2 separate regions of the Homo sapiens genome follow, and region 2 is linked to region 1. The links are chromatin loops, found by intact Hi-C in ENCODE. Cell type or tissue: Caco-2. All regions are shown on one strand. Each heading gives the region's core, and the rest is flanking DNA. Links, peaks and the distances in the headings are about the cores only.

Region 1 (7,890 bases), core at 2,566-6,565:
ATTCTCTATACATTGGCTTATCTATTGGGATGTGGCCATTTCCTTATCATTTTCTAACATTGTAGGGGTAGCAGTCAATCTGAGATGCAGTACCCTTTATTTGAAATCTTGTCAATCACCATGAGTACCAGACTTGTGAACAAAATGTACTTATTTTTCTTTACTTCCACTGATTCTTTTCTACTACAAAAATAGAAATAAGGAACATTAGACTCTTCACGTGAGATTTTTACTTTTCTAAGGTGCGCATATGCCATAGAGATAAGTTCTATGTCTGTATATGTACATATACATGGACGTGAGAGTGTGCGTGTGTGTGTGTGTGTGTGTGTGTGTGTGTGTAAGGTGGCTGAGGGGTTAATTTTGCATCTGAACAGGCCAGTGTTGAGATGACTTCTGTTTTTCTCTAACCTCTTGAACTAATGAATGCAAAATAAAACAACAAAAATCAAAGAAACTAAGCAATAGAGAAAAGAAAGGGATTTAAAAAAAAGAGAAAAGAAAGTCAAGCACATTAACATTTCAAACATTTATGCTGTCAGATAAATTAAACTGTTCAGAATTATAAGGCAGTTAATATCCTACATTTGTCTAGCAATTTAAACCCCCTTAAATACCTGTTTTGACTCAATTGAATGGTTATTTTGAAGGGTTCCACCTGCCACCCATGAATTAAAAGAACAAATTATATTCATAAAGAATCAGCAAATTTCCAAATCTAAACAAAGAGCTAATGCAATAAGGGAGAGAAAGAAAGAAAGAGAAAAAGCAGAAATGGAGGAGAAGATATAGAAAAAAGAAAACTGTAAATTATGTAATTAATACAAATTAGATTAGGGTTTTTGTTTGTAATCTCTTCCTAATTTAAATGCTTGTTTTGGAGGAAATTGTTTACTTCCCCTCTTTTTTCACCCTCTTTTTTCCAGTTATGTAGCCATCTTATGTAATTCATTTATTTAGGATTAAGCTTTCAAACTAAGATGCGCTATTTTGAGGCATTTTTTTTCAAAGAGCTACTCTAAAATCCTATCATTTAAAGACAACTATTGTTACCAAGCATATACTTTCTCTTCCTGTTTTATCCCCAGTTCTACAGAAAAAAATAGTCTAATATCAAAATGAATTTGTACTTAGGATTCCAAACACTTAAAAAATGTTTAGCAGACACAATAGTTGAGAAAAAAATAGTATTGTTACTAACCATATATGTTTTACCAAGAAGTAATTGTTAGTTGGATCACTATCACCAATATTAAAAATATTAGAAGAACCTAATCCCAGTATATTAAAAACAGATTTCTTGAATTTGCAAATTTATTTAGAATTACATAAAGGGTTGCTTCTATTTAAAATTAAGAAAGTAGATAAATCATTTATCACAGAGGTGCTTACTTTATCCACGTATAAACCAAAATCACCCTGACATGCTCTCTGCATTCAAGAGGTTAATTGTTTTGGAGATATGGGCTTAAGTGAGACATAAGCAGGAGTTGAAATGAACTTTAGAAGTTCACGTTGCAAGTACTCCAACAAGTGTATAATTCAATCTGCCTTACCTCAACTTCAAAGAAATGTTTATACCTCAACACCCTATTCAACCCATAGACCTTCATAATGTGAAGACACTGGCAATGTGAAATATTTTCAAATTCAGGTTACCTTTTAGTCATTAAGTCCCAAATTAAATAAGCCCTTATTCTCATTTTAAGTCTGTTACAGTGAGTATATAATGTTAAATTGCTTGACCATGGGAGTCAATAACAATTCAATATTACGATAATGAATAGAATCTATTTTGTTAATTGCTTAAGACACAACTAGTGGTCATGTGCCTTTAGGAAATATAGTAACTGCTTAATATTATTTTATAATATATTATCAATAATGTATTAAATGATAATCGTCTGATTGACTTATGAGCTCTGGAAATACTATAATCAATAACTTTACGTACATAGGGAAAATAAACTGACAAATTAAAGAAATATCCTTCCTTTAAATGTCCCCTTACCTTCTCTTAAAGAGTAATTTAAGAGAAGAAAGGAAATTTTTGAATATTAGCTCACATTAATTCCATGAAATAGCTCATTTCCATTTGTGAAAATACAGAAAAGTTCCTTCTTATAACAATTTGTTATTCACAACCTTTGCAGTAATTACACTAGAAAAATGATGGAAGAGTGTGATTAATGATAAATGAACTTCTATTATCTGCCAGTTACTTTATATATGCACCAGAGTCAATGCTTAACACAACTGCTGGAAGTAAGAACTGCTAAATTTGTTTTCCTGTGATGAAATGGAAATTCATAAGGATTATAATATTTCATTGAATTGAAAACCAATCCTATTCATTGAAAGACACGTATCACCTTACTGCCAGGAGAAACAGAAAATGCTGCCAAACATGACTGTAAGACTTATCTGTAGACTGGTACTGACTCAAAAATGTTATTCTGGTAGGATTTAGGTGGGTAAATGATACCGGTAGGATGGGTTGGGTGGCCCATGGAGTAATGCCAGGTAGTAAAGCACCTGTTTAAGGCAAAGAAGTTGGTGAGCTGAGGCCGGGCGCGGTGGCTCACGCCTGTAATCCCAGCACTTTGGGAGGCCGAGGCGGGCGGATCACGAGGTCAGGAGATCGAGACCATCCCGGCTAAAACGGTGAAACCCCGTCTCTACTAAAAATACAAAAAAATTAGCCGGGCGTAGTGGCGGGCGCCTGTAGTCCCAGCTACTTGGGAGGCTGAGGCAGGAGAATGGCGTGAACCCGGGAGGCGGAGCTTGCAGTGAGCCGAGATCCCGCCACTGCACTCCAGCCTGGGCAACAGAGCGAGACTCTGTCTCAAAAAAAAAAAAAAAAAAAAAAAAAAAAAAGAAGTTGGTGAGCTGAATCTATTCCCAGGCCTCTCTGACTCCAAAGCCCTGATTCTTACATTGAACCTCACGGCCTCAGCTATCTTCACAAAACAGGATGCATTTGACATTTTCCTATATGAGAACTCATCTTTTCCTTGATGGCACCAGCAGTCTTTGTAACCTTCATGTGGAGGAAATCAAAGTGCATGGCAGTGTATTAATCAGAAAAATGGATTGTGCTTGCCTCCTCCTGCCAATCACTTGACAAGGAAAAACAGATAGCAAAGATTAAATCACAGCTTGCTCAAATGCTCCACACTTGAAATAAATACATTTCAGCTTTCACGAAAGTCCATTATGCACTGTTTGGCTTTGATTAGCAGGGGGCATTTCATAAAACATGAAAGAAAGGTACAGCTGGGGAAGAAAGAAGAAATGCGTGAGCATGTATAGTCACTGTTTAGTTAAACAGCTGATTCACCCCAGTCAAAGAAAACAGCAAAGGCTCTGACAATTACGAATGTCCTTGGCAAAAGGATGAATTTACCTGCCTGTAAACGAGACATCGCTTGAAAAGGCAGTGTCTGCAGCAAACAGAACACCAGCAGAGCATGACTTTAAAGAACAATCCGTATTTGCTCTTACACAGGAGAGATCCACAATTGCAACTTGATTGTAATCCTCACCTGGGAAATCTGAAATCACCACCTGTTTTCTTTGGATGCTTGTGTGACACACTCCAGTTGCTTTCTACAGAATTTAGAACATTCATTTACTCCAGTGGATACACTTGGAGCTTTACTCAATTCGATTCATTTTCATTAAACAACTGACTCACCAGACTCATTAGACCTATGCAATTCACTATGTTTCATAGTCACATCTTTACTTCTAAATATATGGTACAAACATTGCTTCTAGCTAAAGGTATATTTTCATATAAATGCTGTAATTGTTTGCCCTTCGTTAAAAAAGCCAAGATATTAAATGTAAGAAATAGTCTAATAGTTTGTTACTACGCAGTCAGTTGTCTTAAGAATACTGGAGAAACAGAACAAGTGAAATAACATCAACCACTCCAAATTCTAATTTACTTCATATGAGCTCTTCTACATTAAATTCCAAACATGTTAATAGAAACTTTATTTTTTCTATTCAATATTCTAAAATATATTGTAAGAATTAAAGTAATTTTAATAGACAAAACCTAATAATGTAGACTTATGATTATCTGCAATGTAAAATAGCCTATTCTACTTTTAGCATTTCATCTCTTGAAATTATATGAATCATCATCTGCTACTTAGCCCAGTAAGATAAATGAGAGTATGAACTGCATTGCAGTGCCAGTAAAGACAAGGAGATCCACAAGACTAGGTATATTGTTAGTTATCTGAGCAAACAAGTTAGCTAGAAAGAAAAAAAAAAAAAGCCTAGTAACTTACTTCAATAATATAGGCAAAGTCTATCAGAGCCCTCATGCTTCTGAGGGTTTAATATAGCAGTATGCAGCACTTATAATCATATAAAATAGCTAAACTACACTTTTTCTAAATCGAGAACACTATTTTCAGAAATGTAATTTAAATTATGAAATTCAATGTTTAAAAAATGTGTAAAGTGTCTCTAGAATTATATATTTATAAAATGAACACCAAACATAGCAATAAGCCAAAGGTACAAATGTTCAACCTATTAAAAAAAAAAAAGTTTTATCTTGAGTTTGATACAATCAAGTATATTTAACCATTTTAATCTATCAGAGAATAAAGATTGATTATGGTTAAGTAAGGCCTTTGTCAGCTCATACTATTGGGGAAGTTTTAGGATACTATGATTATTGTACAAAGGCCTAAAAAAATCAACTTTAAATTTTGCTGAGTGATACTGCCATCTACTGGTTTAATTTGTTGCAATATTATAATGGCTGACATCTGAAGTATTGGGTTTTCCAGGTACCCCTGACAGACGTAGATATTCCTGAAGGTAGATTAGGTCATTTAAGCTAAGAAATAAATAGAATTCGACACTGTTATGAATTATGATTTTTAAAGATTATACAGAATAAAGGGAAATGCTTTAAGTAGGCAAAATCATTTTAGAGCTTTCACTAAATTGCTTAAATTACGCTGTATATCACAGATCTCAATGTTTAAGCAATGTTCTGCATATTTGGCTTACTGAATGTAATTTGTGCTGCAAAATTCAACAAAACTTCAACAAAAACTTGGTATTTAAGACAGACAATAGAAAAAATAGAAAATGGTTCTTGGCTTGAAGTTTGCAAATTGAACAAATATATACACAAAAGAAAATTTAGCTAAAGGTGTTTCTTCAGATGCACATTTTAAGTGAAAAATGAAGGTATGGCTTTGGAGTAGAAGGGGATTTGTAAGAAGGCTTGCATTTGAAAAAGAACAGACAAATAAAATGTGAGGAAACCACAGCTTGAGGAAGGATTTTAAAAAGTGAAAATAACAGGAGAAGGAGATTTTTCTGTTTTAGCTTTTGCACAGTAACCACAAATGTATCCTTAATCCTGAGTAATGCAATTCTTAATTCCTACAGTACTCAAAGTTAATATGCATACTGAGTACGGGAAAATTTGTGTTCATTCTTAACATGCTTAACATAGTAAAATGTCTAGTTTGGTCAGTGACATTGACAAAGCTTGACTTGCATCGATCTGACTCTGCGAAACTACCCAAATAAAACACATTCTGTTAGTAAAAGGGGAAAAGAGATTGTTTGCTATACAATCATTGAGTTTTGGTGAGTTTATGAAACTCTGCTTCCTTGTACTCCTTGTTAAATTTGATGCTTTGAGATGTAAATTATACTGGAATATCTATTAAAGAGTAATATATATTATTATTCCTCCCAACTTGTACAAATCTATCTCAAAGATTTAAGTTTTTTAACCTGATGCTACTGCTCTAGGAACTTCCCAGGATGCCCCTAGGGGAGGGAGTAGCAGGCAGCAGTGGAACAGCTCCCAACCCAACTCAATGAAAGTGGAAGTCTTTGATTTGATATGTGTATGAGTGTACACATATATATGCATACTCACATGCACTCACATACATGCACACATAATTTGCTCTATACACCTGATTTTCTTTGAAGAAGTGCTCTGCTGCTAAAGATAATTTTGAAAAAAGATCAATTTAAAAATTGGAAATATGAAAACCAGGATTTGAATAGAGAGAGGAAAAAAATTGGGAAGAACAGCTTGAGTAGAAGTAGGAAAAGGGAAAAGTAGAAGGAGGGCATGGGATATTGTTTTACCTTTTTTGCAAGCAATGTATTAAATTATTCATTGGCTCAATTTATATTGATAAATTTATAAATTATATTTCAAAATAAAATTTATGCCATGCTATGCCCTTGCAATTCTTTTACTGGGTATAAATACCAAAGCCATGATCAATATGACCATTAAGGAGCATATTCAAGGGTAGGCAGTGTATAGTTGTTTATTTGCTAGGGAGTTGAGGCAACCTGTGTGTCTGTCCTTGAGTGAGCTTATAGAAAGTGGTGGATGGATATCATAGAATACTATGCAGAAGATACAGAAATGCTGATGGTTTTGGAAAATGTAGTTGAAATGACAATGTAATCTATAAAATAGCATTATGTATTCAAACTTAAAATAAGCATGCACAATAATACATTTTCTACAGAAATATGTAAATATAAGGATTTGCACAAAATGGTGAAAATGGAGATAAAAGGAAAAAATCAAACAAGCATATAAACAAATTGATAAATAATAAAAAGCCTTAGGCTGATGGAAATAATGTGTATGTTTGAGGAGTATGATTAACTTAAGCTTTTTCACCTGAGGCTTAACTAGGAAAAGAAGAAAGACTAGAATTTTAGCCTTCAATAGGGCAAATGAAATAGAACTTGAACAGCTGTGGAACTTGAGATAAACCTTAGGTTGCTGCTGTTTTTCTTTCTAGAATGGGAAATATTTGGGTCTCAAATTTCCTCATGACTTTCTATACGAATTGAACTTTTCTATTCACACATAAAGCCAGATCTTTTCTAATTCAAATTTTCTTTTCATTTTAATTCTATACCTCCTGTTTCATTGCATATATCATGAAAGAACAATTTGCACACACAAAAAAATTACTTTGAACTGGGAAAAGTGACAAAAGCAGTTTCCTGAATGAGGCAGCATCACATTTGGGAATTCAACATAGTCTTGTTTCTTCTAGTGTCACACATTTATCATGAGCATAAAGAAAATATTTCATCCATTCATCTATAGTTTTTATAATTTCACACGGAAAAAAGGGTTAAGCAGAAAAGTATTCCAACTACAATTGCATTCAGGACATGAAAATATTTTGTTTTTATGTATACTATACTAGCAACAAATAAAATAAACAGGACTTCAGGAATATGGTATATTTGTCTCTGTCCCTGTAGCTGGCAAACCACAAATTTTCAGACATAGAAAATCAAGTCTTCAGTTTTACCTTCTCATTATTAAAAGTGAGACTATTGGACAGGCATGGTGGCTCATGCCTGTAATCCCAGCACTTTGGGAGGCTGAGGCCCACGGACCACTTGATGCCAGGAATCCGAGAGCGGCCTGGCCAGCATAATGAAACCTCATCTCTATTAAAAATACAAAAAGTTAGCTGGGCATGGTAGTGTACCCCTGTAATCCCAGCTACTTAGGAGGCTGAGGCATGAGAATCGCTTGAACCGGGAGGCAGAGGTTGCAGTGAACCAAGATAGTGCCACTGCACTCCAGCCTGGGGGATAGAGCATGACTCTGTTAAAAAAAAAAGAAGGAAGGAAGGAAGGAAGGAAGGAAAGAAAGAAAGAAAGAAAGAAAGAAAGAAAGAAAGAAAGAAAGAAAGAAAGAAAGAAAGAAAAAAAGAAAGAAAGAAAGAAAGAAAGAAAGAGAAAGAAAGAGAGAAAGAAAAGAAAGAAAGAGAAAGAAAGAGAGAAAGAAAGAGAGAAAGAAAGAAAGAAAGAAAGAAAGAAAGAAAGAAAGAAAGAAAGAAAGAA
Region 2 (7,890 bases), core at 2,425-6,424, 440 kb before region 1:
ACACTTTTTACTGATGATTTCTGATAATATTTAATATTAAAACATAACCTCAATTTTTCATATAAGAAAATAACATTGATATAAAAATCACTTTAGGAATAAGTATCCATTCTCTTCCAGAATAGCTCTATTATAATGAAACTCAATATTATTTATTAACCATGGCCTCAATTCAGTACAGAAAGCTATGAACTAGACTTAAAATGTAGGAGCTATCATTCATAACCTTTAAAGACCTGCTTCTGTATATAGTACTGCATTTTATTAAATTCTCAAATTTAATGTTGTAACTTTGCTATTCATGAGGAACACCAAAGTTCCAAGTGTAGATCTTTCCTTCCCCTTCATTTCACAGGTTTTGATCCCAATCAGCATCTTGCACCCAAATTCCATCTTAGCTACTCTCTCTTTTCAGAAGGCCCAGCCTAAGAAAATAGTCTTGAAAATAATATTTATTCTGTAATGTCAACACTATAAGCTTTTTTGTCTATGTGTTACTTTTAAAAGAAAATTAAAGTATAAATTATTATTCTTAAATATATGTCATTTCCTGCAGAGTTAAGTAAGCTCTTTTTATTATATTTTCTTCTCAACAGCCCTAAGTATCATGCCTATTGAATGATGGTATTCCTGGCATAAATTCAAAAGAAATTTTCCTTACATTTATTTGTCTAAGTCACGATACATGTTGACTTGTTTTATATTGAAAGTAGGTCTTTGCTATACAGTTTGTGATTTTATCTGAATTTTCTTACTGATGTTGTTTTATATTGAGAGAATAAATAGGTTCTTTTCCTATTATTCAAATATTATTTACCTTTTCTCTATTCTAGATATTGCTTGAAACCATTCTTTTCTATTGACATCATTCATTTTATTTTTCAGTATGGAAGATTTGCTTCATGTTATATCCATGTATCTGCCCCCTGGAATTTCCAATTGCTGTGTATATACATGTGTAGATGTATGTGTACATATATGCATACATGTCTTATTTTCTCATACTCTCTCTTTATTATATCTCATATATTTTTTCCAAATTGACTCCCATACTACCCCAGTCTATGGCATCCTTACTACCTGATATGGTTTGGCTGTGTCCCCCACCCAAATCTCATCTTGAATTGAGACTCCACAATTCCCACATGTCATGGGAGGAACACAGTGGGAAGTGATTGAATTATGGGGGCCAGTCTTTCCTGTGCTGTTCTTATGATAGTGAAAGAGTCTCACAAGATCTGATGGTTTTAAAAAGAGGAGTTCTTTTTGCCTGCACAAGCTCTTTTTGCCTGCCGCCTTCCATGTAAGATGTGACTTGCTCCTCCTTGCTTTCTGCCATGATTGTGAGGCTTCCCCAGCCATGTAAAACTGAAGTCCAATTAAACTTCTTTCTTTTGTAAATTGTCCAGACTTGGGTGTGTCTTTATCAACAAGCATGAAAGCAGACTAATATGCTACTCTATTTCCCCTTTAAAAGCAAAGCAAAACAAACAAACAAAACCCACTTCTCACCTGGAATATTTAATTTTTTTGCTTTAATCTGTGCAGAATTCTTATCAGGTTCCTGCAAACCCTCATTGCTTCCTTCGTTGGAGACTTGTTTCCTTTACCCTTTACCTTACCTTGCTTCATTTGATCCCTCAGTTATCTATGTATACTCACTTTAATATATTTTAATATATTTTTAATAATAGGTATTCAAAGCAAAATTTCTAAATCCCTTCAGCTCTGAAAATGTATGTTTAATCAGTCTGTTCTCACTACTTGGTACATAATTTGGTAGGAGAAAGAATTTGAAGTGAAAAAGCATATCTCTTTCAGTATTTGAAAACCAATCACCACTGTCCTCTAGGATTTAGTAATATTAATGAGAAATCTAATACAGTAAGTCTTCACTTAATATGATTGATAGGTTCTTGGAAACTTTGACTTTAAATGTAATGTTATATAAGGACACCAGTTTTACCACAGGCTAATTGACATAAACAAGAGTTAACCTCATACGGCATATTTCTGGTCACAAAAACATCACCAAAACACTTTCTCAATAAAAAGTCAGAAGTACTTTTAATATTAAACATTCAAATAAATGTGAGCTCTACATTCATTTAAGAGAAATTAATAGAAACTAGTAAGATAATTATGTACCAAATTTTTTGGTGAATCAGTGAGTGATGGCAGTCATAGAAGTGTGGGGGTAAAACAAGGAATATGTTTGGAAAGTGATCATTGCTCAGAGCAGCTTCTACCACTGTACAGTTCAAAAACAAACAATCCCAACTATCCAAGCCCTTTCAGACCACATATATTTATGTATTTATTTAGACAAATATATGCTTGTTAATAAACAAATAACATTCTAGAGATGGATGCATGCAAAGATTTAAAACTTTGAGAGAATACAGCACACCAGGGAGACTAATTCTATGACTATTGGAAGGATAATACCAAGAGTTTGGAGTATGCTCCCTACCCAGATTTCCCATAAACCAAGTGACCTAAAATCAAGTAGATCAAAGAATAAGCTAGATAAAGAGTTTACCCACTTAAAGCAGTTTCTTTGTTGCTTCCCTACAACTGAATCTATATAATCTTCATTTGATGTATTTCTCCACAGGCCACAAGGGCGAGCAGCTGCACAGATATTTCTCTGTTTAGCCAATTCTATTACTTAGTATAACTTTCACAAGAAAATTTAAAGTCTGCTGTGTAACTAAAGCCTTTACATTAGAATCTGCTATAAAGCTTATCATGAGGAATACCTTTCTAATCATTGCTTATTTTACTCCAAACCATGGAAAAAGGACCTAACAAATGATGCCCTTCTAAAAAAGTGAAGGCCTCCTGGCAATATTCTCTTTAACCCATGATGCAGACCACATCATTTATTGTCAGGAATTTGTATGATTATTGCCTACAAATTTTTGTTTTATAATAATTGGAATTTATTCATTCACACATTTCTAATTTGCTTATTTCATTTTAGGGTTGCAGGTGGTTGGAGGCAATCCAGGTAGCTCAGAGCACTGGGTGGGAACCAGCCTGGACAGAAATAATGTAAATACACCAACTCGCCTAATAGGCACAACTTTGAGATGTGGGAGGAAACCAAACACCCAGAGAAAACCCACACAGACATAAGATAATGTGCCAACTCCACAGAGGCAGTGGCCCCAGCCAGAAATAATTTTCTTTTCTCATCAAAGTTATAACAAAACTACTTTATTTGACAACCTGCTGTATCATTAAATTATTGCAACTTTGTAGATTACCTATTTTCTCTATAAAACCCAAAACTTCTACAGATTTATTTGTTGTTCTGGTTACTCATAATGATTTTTATAGGTATCAGTATAGGTTATTATATTTACTCCGTTTGGCAATTCTAATATAAAGACTGCTTTTTTATGATCTTTTAAAAAATTTCTTTTGAAAAATGTTTCCATTTTTTGGTTTTTCATTTTTACTTTGAAAAATCTGTTCTTGTCAACATATTGAACCAATGGTGGAGTCTGCATCTTATATTCATTTTGGCACATAGTAAGGACTTGATATTTTGAATCGATACCTTCATCTTTTTGTCATTTTATGAGCAATTTCTTTGATGTAATTTAGCCCTTCTATTGATTTTTTAAAAATTTTTCTGATGAGCAAAGAAAATCTAGCAACTTCATTTTTTAAAATAATTGATTTAATCCTCAGAAACTCTTAGGAATAGATAAGGAGGGGAATCAACGGTGTAGGATGCAAAACAAATGCTCAGTTTTAGGACAGCTACCTTTAAATGTTCAGTTACTTTAATGGTTAATTCTATTATTGGCTGATTCTATTTCTTTCTCTTTCTCATTCTCTTTTTCTTTCTCTTTCTCTTAGCCCAGATGGTGTGTGAGCACAGGGTTGTGTAGGAAATAAGCTTGAATGATCTCATACCAGCCATGAGAAGAGTCTGTAGAGCAGCATGTGTGCTCTGGCCCCGCATTGTTTTCCACTGTGGTAGGGGTGGGGATAGATATTATTAGTCTGTTCCCCACAGATGGGATTTGGCTACAATATTTGTGGCTGATGACCTCCTGGTTTCTTATTCTAGTATGGCCAGAGCCTACCTAGATCCCACCAACTATCTTATTTTTACACCATGCTGTGTGTGCTCTCCTGTGGGATGACGGTGCTTCCTAAGATGTCTCTATATTGCTGCTGTAATGAAGTACCTCAAACTTACTGGCTTACTACAATAAAAAATTATGATTTTACAAATCTCGGGTTCTAAAGCAAAGTTCAAACTTAAAAGTGTTGGGTGGGCTAAGTCTCTTCTGGGGGCTCTACAGGAGAACTGGTTCCCTTCCCTTTTCCAGTTAAAAGTTCCTTGCATTCTTTGATTTGTGGCCAGCAGGAGTGTATTATCTCTCTCTCTCTCCGCCCTGTTTCTGTTGTCTTACTTTTTTTTCTGACTCTCACTTACCCTTTTCTAATCAAGACTCATGTGATTACATTGGCCTCCAACTAGATAATGCAGGATAATTTCCATGCCTCAGGAACCTTAACTTAATCACAGCCCCGAATTCCCTTTGCCGTGCCGTGTGGTACGTACTCACAGATTCCAGGCAATAGGTATCCTTGGAGAAAGTTGGGGAGGACATTTTCTATTTACCATTTTTTAAAATAGATGGTCTTTGAGCTACTGGTAACCTTGCCCCACCAATAATGACTACTTCATCAGTTTTACCAGGCAAAATTAGCAGTCACATGTCATATACTTCTATGGGGCACTGGAAACTGAAGCCATAAGCTTGGAAGGCTCACTTTCTGTCCTGTTATCATTTCGTATCATATTCATCTTGTTCCATTTACTCAATGATTGTATGTATCATCTCTTGGAGAAATCTACTCTGAGTATCTAAACTGGGATCATGAATCAGACACAATATTATTTCTTTTTAAATTACTTTATATTTTTAGAGACATGGTTTTGTTCTGCCACCTAGGCTGAAGTGCAGTGGTGTAACCACATCTCACTGCAAATTCGAGCTTCTGGGCTCAAGCGATCCTCCTACCTCAGCCTCCCAGGTAGCTAGGACCATAGGCCACCAAACCAGACTAATTTTTTAAATTTCTCTTTTGTAGAGACGGGATCTTGCTACGTTGCTCAGGCTGGTCTGGAAGTCCTGGCCTCAAGCCATCCTCCTGCCTTGGCCTTCCAAAGTGCTGGCATAGCAGGCATGAGCCACCACACCCAGCCCACAATTTGATTTTGATTGTTCCTTCACTACATCTAGAAGCCTGTTTCTTCCTAATCTAGGTGAAGGAATTATACAAGAAAAAATGCATGTTTCTAACAACTTGATTCTAGTTGCTTCCCACCCCAAAACCCAGGCTATTCCTTTCCTTATTTTTGTTTCATTTTCTCAAGATGGCCTTCTTTTATATAGTAACTTCTTTTGCCAGTGAGTTTGTGATCAGCTTTTTGGGTGCATATCACTTGGTATTTTATAACCTCTCCTTTAAAGGACCTCAAATATTAATCCTGAGTTAATTGCTATTAATGTTTGTATGTATTTGCCAAAATTTCAAGATCAATTCTTATTGTGTGTTACCCACACTGTGGAAATATCACAGCACTGGCAATTGCATGATTTGTGTTTAGAGTCTAGTTTCAAATGTGTTATCTGACATTGGGAAAATCAATACACTTTCAGGGCTTTGTTTTCCTTTGGTATCAAATGAGGTTATCTAACTAAATATTATTTGAGATGCAAAGTTTTGATTTTCTGATCCTGAGAAATCCACTATATGTTTATTTGTAGCTAGATGTATGGAACTACTCATATTAGGAAGACATTGTGAGTAACCTTGGGGTATGTCAATGAGAACCAGAGCTGGACACTAAAGTGATACTGATAGATTTTTTAGAAACTATTGCAATAGGAGAAAATAGACTTCAGTATTTAACTGAGTTCAATCTCAAGTATAGCAAGGGCAAATAGGAATTTATAGCCAAGGGGAGGGAGGCAATGGGTAGAAAATTACTAAGAGGAAATATTAAGGGGATTCTTGCTAAACTGACTGAAGCAGGATTCTTGCTACAACTGGGCTGTGCAGGCTTAAAGTCAAGGGCCAAGGACAAGACCTAGTCCAAGAAATGGCTCAGAGGAGCCCGTGGAAAGTTCAGTCACGGAATCTTACTAACAACCCCCACAAATGCTGTGCCTGGGAGAGAATGAAACAATGTGTTGGTAAAAAGTTATATTAGGAATCAAATATAAATATGTAGCACTACAATGTTTCTCAAATTGTCTTGGTTACAAACAGCAGAAAAGCTTAATAAATATGAGTGCCTTGGCCTGCTGTGAGAAATTAGCTTACGGCTGGGATTGAGAACTATTAATATTTGTGTAGATTATCACCAACATATTTTTAGCTTGTTTTAAATTACTTTACCCTCTTGCTTACAATGGCAACATATGTTTTTCTTTGTTGGGGGAGGGTAGAGAACATTAAAATAATATAAAAAACAGAATATATAATTATCATTACCTTAACCTTATATCCCAATCCAGAAAATATTGCCCTTAGGGAATTCTATTGATGAAGAGCATGTTTGAAAGAGAAATTGCCAAGAGCATATAAAACAGTAACAACATAGGCGTTATACCCATAAATAAAAGGAAGTTCCATATTTTTTGCTAATCTTGAGTTCTAAGTTGCTTAATAGGTTCATTGTGGAAACTTGAAATTAAAGTTTTAAAAAGCATGTGATGATTATTTTATGTGTCTCTATCAATTATAGTTTAAATTATGACATCTTTGTGCATGGAAATAGTGTCCCTACCTTCTATGGATCATTGAACAGGTTCCAGAAATGAACATAAAGATGTTTCTTATTCAATTGCTTGGAAAAAAACTATCTGCATTGTCACGGTATACATTTTTTTTTTTTTTTTGGGACGGAGTCTTGCTCTGCCGCCCAGGCTGGAGTGCAGTGGGGCGATCTCGCCTCACTGCAAGCTCCGCCTCCTGGGTTCACACCATTTTCCTGCCTTAGCCTCCAAGGAGCTGGGACTACAGGCGCCCTCCACCACACACAGCTAATTTTTTGTATTTTTAGTACAGACGGGGTTTCACCGTATTAGTCAAGATGGTCTCGATCTCCTAACCTCGTGATCCGCCCGCCTCGGCCTCCCAGTGCTGGAATTACAGGCATGAGCCACCCCACCCGGCCGTCACATGGTATACTTCTAATGTGCTTAGAGCTAACTTTGGAATGTGATAATTCTTCCTAAGACTTAACTATAATAGAAGTACATACATGTAGTACCTAATGTCATCACAAAAGCTTAAAAAGAAACAATTCATACCATTAATTTTGAGCTATAATTTTAGTGAGAACTAATGTATTAATTGATTCCTAAAATTGCATATTTTATACTTGACTATTAATGATGTATTATTTATATTTAGATATTCTGAATTACAAATTAAAAGCATGATTTGCTAGCATTTTTTACAATATTGTGTTGTGTGAGTGTAATAAGCTATGACATGCTTGTGTGATGTAGATCCAGTTTCATGTCAATTATATGAAAAGTAAAGCTGTTTACAAGCCAAATGATCTCCTTTGAGTTCAAGCTCTCAGACTGTGAATACCACGGGTGGTTTCTTGGCATGCAGATTTCTTCCACCTGTTCTTAGATGAAACATAAATGTGAACCATAGGAGATGTGATTTTCAGTGCTAAATAGAAACCATTTACTTTATAACTTTGCAATGGAAAACTACCAGTATGGCCAATTAGGTGTTGAATACTTTAAATATTTTTCTCTACCAATATGAGATTTTTGCCTAGAAAATGTCTTCGCCAAAACAAACAAGAAAACAAATCGGTTGTTTAATTTA

The links. Hi-C counts contacts between places; a loop is a spot of excess contacts. Peaks named below come from ENCODE experiments on the same cell type or tissue, not always from the same donor. Only the 100,000 strongest peaks of a DNase experiment are listed, where the experiment ranks them.
Region 2: a loop joins it to region 1, with 22 times the contacts of the local background. A loop is called at or near these places in 6 of 110 quality-filtered maps.

What each region holds. Positions count from the first base shown.
Region 1 is chr13:81,168,105-81,175,994 of GRCh38, reverse strand. No RefSeq gene overlaps it. Among named protein-coding and RNA genes, the nearest start is that of LINC00564, 55 kb to the left of the region's middle. In Caco-2, for the core only: a CTCF peak has its summit at 4,735 (motif pointing left); no DNase peak of the experiment used is centred there.
Region 2 is chr13:81,605,568-81,613,457 of GRCh38, reverse strand. No RefSeq gene overlaps it. Among named protein-coding and RNA genes, the nearest start is that of LINC00564, 380 kb to the right of the region's middle. In Caco-2, for the core only: no CTCF peak of the experiment used is centred there; no DNase peak of the experiment used is centred there.